Regions from separate parts of the Mus musculus genome. Here regions 2 and 3 are each linked to region 1. The links are chromatin loops, found by intact Hi-C in ENCODE. Cell type or tissue: heart. All regions are shown on one strand.

Region 1 (2,500 bases):
CTCAGCCCTCCACAGGTACCCTGTGGGGTGAGGTGCCCACATTCACACATGAATGTGCATGTATACACACAAACAGAGACAGAGAGGAAAAAACAGAGAGACAGACAGAAAGAAAAGAAAAACAGAAAGGCGACATGTCATGTGCCCACAGATCGACTTAGCCCTAGCTAACCTATTGACAGTGTTTTCTAGACTAACAGGGATGTTCTAGCATGGAGTTGGAATTTCAATAATTTTGAGAAATAGCTTTGTTTACCTAGCACTGTGCCCTGAGTACTATTTTAAGTACCTTTAAGTACTTGTACCACACAAGAAACCCATACTGTTATTCTGCCCAGTGACAGGTCTTTAACTCAAGGCAGAAATAAGACAAGTAATGTGCCAAAGTCACACAGCCAGTAGGTGCAGAGCCAGAGCCGGAGCCAGAGCTTGGCTCTGCAGCCCTGCTCTTCCTTCCTCCCTCACAATGCGGGAGCACCCCACATTTTGTGGTATTTTCTGTGAGTGGAAAGTGAATGAATGACCTGAGTCAAAACAGAGTTATGTCTCAAAAGATCAAGCCGTATTTAATAATACCCCTCAGCTCCCGAGAAAGCTGCCTCCCACACCCAAACTACAAATCAGTACCCACCACCCATTGGCTTGACTTCACATTGGGATGAATGACCCTCGAGTTTACAGAGCCAAAGGGACTCAACAGCCCACCCCGCTGACAGCAGTTAGAACAGCCCCCTCTCGGTGGGATTCTCCAGAAGTACAGCCGGCTAGGGGCCGTCTTCATTCCTCATCTGCTCCCCTTCCGCCCAGCTGACTGTCCCAGTGACTCTGTGACTGCGCCAGGCCTCCTGACACCTCGCCGGGTTTCTTGGCTTCTTGACAGTTGTCCTGTAACCGCTTATGAAAATAGACTCGTTCTCTTTCAGTCTGAACCAAAAATCAGGCTTTCCCCCTCTGCCACTGTCTACTTGACTTTGGTCTCTGAGCTTCCAGCTGGTCAGGGATGTAATACCCCAGGGGCTTCTTCTGGAATTCTGTTCTGGAGGAGAGAGGCTAAGCCCACAGATCTTTGTGTCCAGGTGTCTTGTGAGAGCGGCTTCCTGAGTCCCTGCAGCGAAGGAGCCACCCTCCAAGCTGAGACACCGGTGGCTCAAGAGCGCCACCGTGTGGAAGCCAGGAACACAGCTCTAAGCAACACAATCCCATAGGTGCTGGTAGCAGGTCTTCCCACGTGAGCCCCAGGAAGTCCCAGGAAGCAGGTTGGAAAAACAGGTAACCATATCTCCCCTTTTTCCCCCGCTTTTCTCCCTCCCTCTTTTCGCCTCCAGGCCCTAGGGAAGGCAAGAGAACGCAGCAACCTCTGGTACCTAGCTTTCCTCCCTCCCCTTGCTGGTACATGGGGCTGGCAGCTCTGAGCGTAACTCATAGCTGGAAAGATGGTGAAACTAATCCTCCCTTTAGGAGAACTAGATAGAATTGACTCAGTAAATTCTCCATTAGCCACATAACAGTAAATTCCCACTGAGTGCAACAGCTCTGCTGGCCAGCAACTAGCAAGGGTGTTCTCACCTCTGCAAGCTTCCCCTGGCTTCTCCCCTGAAGCCTGGCAAGTCTCTGCACACTCATCTCTCACCAGCCCCTTCCAGGCGGGCAACCCTTGGAGGTGGCTACTCAGCAGTGTAGCGCCATCTTGCCTGGGGCTCTCTAAGGAAATTTTGTGGTCTTTGATGTCAATCTGCCCAGAATTCGGGCCTTATCACTTTAAGGTGCAATAGCTCCTGAAACTAACTTGAAAAAGAAGACAGTATTTTGTGCCCTTCACTTATTGTGTGTCGACCCTCCTAGGAAATTAGATCCTGATTTTTGTCTCCAGCGAGTGACCAGGTGTTTGTGAAGAGGAGGGGGAGGAGGAGGAGGAGGAGGAGGAGGAGGGGGGGGGGGGGATTTCCTGCTAGAGTTGTTAGCAAATTAAATGATGCTTGTGGATATCAGGTGAGTAATAATGATGACTGTCTGTTATTCTGACTGTCTGTTATTCTGACAGCACGCTTCACCATGCAACTCATTCTGTGCCTTGCTGTTCACCAGATAACTGTTACTGAGTGTCAGCAACTTGTCACCCAGGACAACACAAGGGTGTTTGTTGCTGCTGCTGTAGTTCTTTTGGTGCTAGACAAGCATTCAACCACTCAGGACAATACAAGTATAAAGACCATAGGTCCTGACCCTAAACTGGACCAGTCCCCAAATCACTGCAACATGTGGCAAAATAATTATAGGTGTAAGGAGTAATAAGCACAGAGAGTCACCATTAAAGAAGGCAGGGGCCACATAAAATCCAAAAAATCTTATTCTACTGTGACCCACTGGCTATTCTGAGTCCTCAAAGATGAGATGATGAATTTTAGTATGCACATAAAATATGCTTGGAATAGAGATTTTATGAGTCTGTTCTTTCAGAGATGGGAAGGCTAATTCTATCTGTATCTCAGATAACTATGCA
Region 2 (2,500 bases), 570 kb before region 1:
AGAGGAATGCCCTTTCTTCCTGTGGTGATTTTTTTCTTTAAGTTCATAACCATATGCAGAGGAAAACTTGCACAGGAAAAGGTCATTCTATTAATAGCACTGATAATAACTATTAATAGTTATTCAGCAGGAGACACTGAGTTAGAGAACTCAGCCTGTTCTTTCCTCATGGATTTAAAAATCAAGTTCATGAAATAGGCAGAGACAGGAAGAGGAGGTGATCTGGGTGAGTTAACATCGCTCCAAGGTCAAAGCGCTGCACACAGATCTGTGTGTGTTCTCACTGCGCTGCAGGGAGGGAGGAAGCCGAGGCTTCCCTCGTTCTACTTCCCACCTTCATGGCATGTGAGCGTGTACATGTGTGTTTGTGGGCATGCTCATGTAGATGCATGTATGTGTGTGTGCCTCAATGTGTGTGTGCATATGTTGTGTGTGTGCATATGTTGTGTGTGTGTGTTCACGCGAGAGCGTGTGACAATATTCTTGGATTCATGGATTTTGGCTAAGATGAGGCCGGTAGCTGAGAGTTCTCACGCGTGCGTAACCCCGTTCGTGCGTGGGCTTTGTGTTTGCATCCTCTGAGAATATACCTTGGTTGGTCTCTCTTTGTTTTCCCGATCAGGGAGCAGAAAGAAAAATCCGGGATGAAGAGAGAAAGCAGAACAGGAAGAAAGGGAAGGGCCAGGCCTCTCAAGCCCAGTGCAACAACTGTGAGTCACCCCCTCCCCCATACTGTGCTAAGTGGGGGGACTGCAGCCAGCAGGGTCCTTCGAGAAGACAGATAGAAAGAAGCAGGCTGTAGGGGAAGGTGCAGATGCCTAAGGTGCATGCTCTCGTTCAGGGGCAGGGGAACCTCCACATGGAGCACAAACAGAAGTCTCCAGGGTCCACACAGGTCAGCAGGAAGTGGAGGAAGCTTCAGTCCACGTTGAATGGATTCTCCTAGGATCCCATGTATTTTTTGTTTGCTTGGGCCTGAGGAAGGACTTTTAAAGCATAATCACGTCTAGGGTGCTGAGAAAGCTTTGAGGGAGAATCATGGATTTTGGCTAAGATGAGGCCGGTAGCTGAGAGTTCTCACGCGTGCGTAACCCCGTTCGTGCGTGGGCTTTGTGTTTGCATCCAGCCTCTGATGGGAAGATGGCCGCCATACCGTTACAGAAGAAGAGTGACATCACGTACTTCAAAACCATGCCCGACCTGCACTCACAGCCTGTGCTCTTCATACCAGATGTTCACTTTGCAAACCTACAGAGGACCGGACAGGTAAGACTCCTGCTCTCACACCCTCCCGGCCAACAGAGCAGACTACAACTCTCCTTCGAGTTTAGTGGCAGAGCAAAGTCAGTATTGTTCCATACAAAAGTAGATTTTTACAGAAACGACTGTCTTGGGAGAGAATACTGGGACTCTAAGGCAAAGAAAGGTGTAAGCTGTTATTAGAAAATTGTTGACAACACCAAGGGAGAAAGCGCATCATAGTTTTCTGTCAAGCCGACTCTATCGGTTCACATACTGCCACCTTGTGGTGAGAGAGAACTGTATCAATAACTTCATACATTGGCCCAATGGAGAGAAACGAAGATCTTGCAAACAAATGTTTCTTTAGTAAATGTAAAACTTTCGTTGAATGGATAAATCATTTCTCATCCAGAGGAAAATGAGAATATTGGATATTCCTTCAAATACACAAAAAACTAGGTCCTATGGTTATAATTTACAAGTGAAAGGAAGGATTAGAAACCAAATAAATGTTCAATAATTACAATGCTCAATGAAAACAAAAAGTAGGTATCTGTCTGTATCTAGTACTCCAGTACTGACTGGGCCTAACTACCCCCTGCTGAGGGCTAACTGAGGGCTAACTGATGACTGGGGCCTCAGTAAGGGAGGTTTACAGAGTTCTGAGATGAGAGATGTTTATTTCCTTTCCTCTTTAAGATCTCCTCTCCCACGGGAGAAGTGGAAAGTATGGAGAAGAAGGATGTTTCTTAGTGTCAGCCACAGCTGGTTTTAGCCACACGTACTTGGGGTTTTAATTTTGCTCTGATGGATTTTCCTTTGCCTCGGGAGTCCTTGGGTAAAAAGACTGTTCTGAGAACTAGCATCATGACAGCTGCGAGTGCCCTCCCATTCCGAGTGCTGGCACTGACATCAGCCTGAAGGAGAGATCTCGCTAGCTTCTTCTCTTTCTGGAGAATGGTCTATGTCATGATGAGGCAGCTGTCCAATCAGAGGAGCGCGGTGTGTGATCCCACGTTCATGCTATAAGGTGGTAATAAATATATCCATACTTTTTGCATGGAGTAGATTTCTATCTTGTCTTATTCCATAGGAACCAAGATATAAGAGGAAAGAGTGAATATTGTATCTTGTCCAGAAAGGACAGCCAGCAAGAGTGTGTGCGTGTGTTTGTGTGTTTCTGCTTCCTTTTAAAAAACTTTCAAGCATGTAGCTGTGCTTTCTATGGAATGAGGTCATCTCTACATCTTACAGAAGA
Region 3 (2,500 bases), 310 kb before region 1:
GCTGGATACAGGGTTATAACCACAGTTTGTTACTTGGTGACTGTCAGCATCTTCGCGGTTTTGCCACAGTAACCTGTGTTCACTACTGCAAGTCAAACAGTTAAATGTTGCCTCATCCAGCAAATGGAATAGAATACACAACAGATGTCATTATTAGATGCCCTGTTAAATCCGTACTGTCAGGGTTTGGCTCCAACTACGATTACCATACATGGAGGGAGAAAGCCCGATTTCCCTATAATGTAGACAGCAAGGTTTATTTCTGTACCTTGATGTTGGAAAAAAAAATATTTCATTTGAGTCATTAAGTATCAGGTCATCAGTGGCTATCGATAAATGTTCAGTGGATTAACAAAGAGACAGGAGACAGCAGCAACCATAAACATCAGCAGATATAAAGGAAAGTCCTGCCACAGTCGTGGGGGCCAGTGGACATCAGTTCCCTGTATCTAATGACCTGGTGTTTTTTGTGTTGTAGGAACAATCCCAGGTCTTTGAAAAGCAAGCGCATCATGGTTGATGGGCTGTCTGAAGTGCAGTTTTAATGAGGCATGCCTCCCTAAATCACACAGAAACTAATTGCACAGGAACCAGCTGAAAGCATTGCTAAGTAGGTTGTCTTCCCAGCTCTTTCAATGACTTAATGATTGTTTTTAATTAATTCTCTCTCTTTATTTGCAAATTGGAGTTTAAAGGCTTTAAAGTAGCTCAGCTTTCCCTCTCCTCTCCATTTTGTCTGACAGAATAGTTTCCTCAGCTAACCTTAGAAAAACAAAAAAGAAGAAGAAGAAGAAAAAAAAAACAAGCCAAAAATACAAACCTATCCAAACAGCTACAAAGTTTGATTTAATTAATAGTGTTTATTATCATTAATGTAGAGTTCTTATCAGCATATGACACAACAGACATAGGGCACTCAGAAGCCTGGCCAACAGAGCAGGGTGCCCGCCATTTGTCCTCCGGATAACTCCATGAGGCAACTGGGAATCTCTAATTGAAATGTTAACTAATAGCCTGAAGCTGTACTGCCAGGAGGTGGCAGTGTAACTTCCCATCACATTGTTTTTTTTTTGTTTGTTTGTTTTTTGTTTTTGTTTTGGTTTTTTAAGATTACCCATGATGCCACCTGTGATGGTTTGTATATTCTTGGACCAGGGAGTGGCACTATTTGGAGGTGTGACCTTGTTAGAATAGGTGTGTCACTGTGGGTGTGGGCATAAGATCCTCACCCTAGTTACCTGGAAGTCAGTCTTCCAGTTGCAGCCTTTGGATGAAGACTTAGAACTCTCAGGTCTGCCTGCACCATGCCTGCCTGGATGCTGCCATGCTCCCTCCTTGATGATAATGGACTGAACCTCTGAAACTGTAAGCCAGCCCCAATTAAATGTTGTTTTTATAAGACTTGCCTTGGTCATGGTGTCTGTTCACAGCAGTAAAACCCTAACTAAGATACCACCCAAAACAGAAAAGCAGCTTTTAGGAGAGAGGCCTTCATGTGCATTTGTTCCCATTTTTTTTAAGCACTTAACGTTCTTTTCAAGGTTGCAGTTGTGCGTTTGGCACATGTGTCCACATTTTGAGCAGAGCAAACTTTTCCCATTTTTAATTTGGAGAGGAGGATAACTAGAAGAGTGCTTGTCATGTGCCATGTTGAAATGAATCACAACTACTTTAGAAAAGCAGTTACTGAGGCAAAGATCCGAGCAAAGCTGGTTGTCTTGGGTGGCAATATAAACGTCCTGTCAGATCATTAGAGCCTTCTAACGACATGAAAACATGGAAACATGGAAATGAAGGGAACCCGTGTAGGATTGCATCACATTATACTACATTACATTATATTGACTATACTATACTAATACTATACTATGCTTATAGCCACTTCCCATCCAAGGACCACCCATTGTTGGAACAAAGTCTAGGCAATGCTAGAAGACCTTAGCATATCCCTACTAAGTAGTGATACAAATAACTAAAATGCAAATATACTGGACAGCCCTGGCTGTTGGGATGGGGAGGGAGCACCCTTTTAACATTCTGGGCTGCAGCTTTTCTCACCCCAATGCACACAGCTGCAGGAACAGCAACTGTGATTCAGCAGAGGGCAAGATGGTGACAATGACCACAGCTGTGACAGGACAGCCAGTCCACTCGCAAGTCAGGGTAACACACAATGAACTGAGCAGAACCCAGTCAGCTGATGAAGGTAAAAGCTACACAAAGTGGAGTGGTTTATAAGAGGAAGTTACATCACACAGAGAAACCAATCTGCCATCCCTGACGTGGATAAAGCAGCTGCTGGAGCCGGAGGCTTCCGAACAGGATCTTGAGTTGGGGGAAACTACTACCGACACTATGGAAATATTGTAGGTAAAATTTAAAAAGAAAGTTTACAAACAATTTTGATTTTTGAGAAGAGAATAAATTTAAACTTCACACCAAGAAAAAGGCTCAATATATTTACGATTTTCATATATGAAATAATAACAAATGAAACAAA

Evidence for each region. Peaks named below come from ENCODE experiments on the same cell type or tissue, not always from the same donor. Only the 100,000 strongest peaks of a DNase experiment are listed, where the experiment ranks them.
Region 2: it touches region 1 in a loop (4-fold over the local background); 15 of 42 quality-filtered maps call a loop at or near these places.
Region 3: it touches region 1 in a loop (7-fold over the local background); 20 of 42 quality-filtered maps call a loop at or near these places.

Annotation. Positions count from the first base shown.
Region 1 is chr15:37,905,063-37,907,562 of GRCm38, forward strand. All of the region lies in intron 1 of Gm35019 (a long non-coding RNA gene), which reads right to left. Among named protein-coding and RNA genes, the nearest start is that of Gm35019, 1.7 kb to the right of the region's middle. In heart, a CTCF peak has its summit at 1,167 (motif pointing left); a DNase peak (open chromatin) is centred at 1,139; H3K4me3 peaks cover 631 bases; H3K27ac peaks cover 526 bases; H3K27me3 peaks cover 159 bases.
Region 2 is chr15:37,335,080-37,337,579 of GRCm38, forward strand. Grhl2 (grainyhead like transcription factor 2) reads left to right here. Exons shown (of 16, transcript NM_026496.4): 10 at 623-710; 11 at 1,127-1,266. Among named protein-coding and RNA genes, the nearest start is that of 4930447A16Rik, 89 kb to the right of the region's middle. In heart, a CTCF peak has its summit at 1,535 (motif pointing left); no DNase peak of the experiment used is centred here.
Region 3 is chr15:37,597,249-37,599,748 of GRCm38, forward strand. It overlaps a transcript of Ncald not described here. Among named protein-coding and RNA genes, the nearest start is that of Gm24833, 5.0 kb to the right of the region's middle. In heart, a CTCF peak has its summit at 1,033 (motif pointing right); no DNase peak of the experiment used is centred here.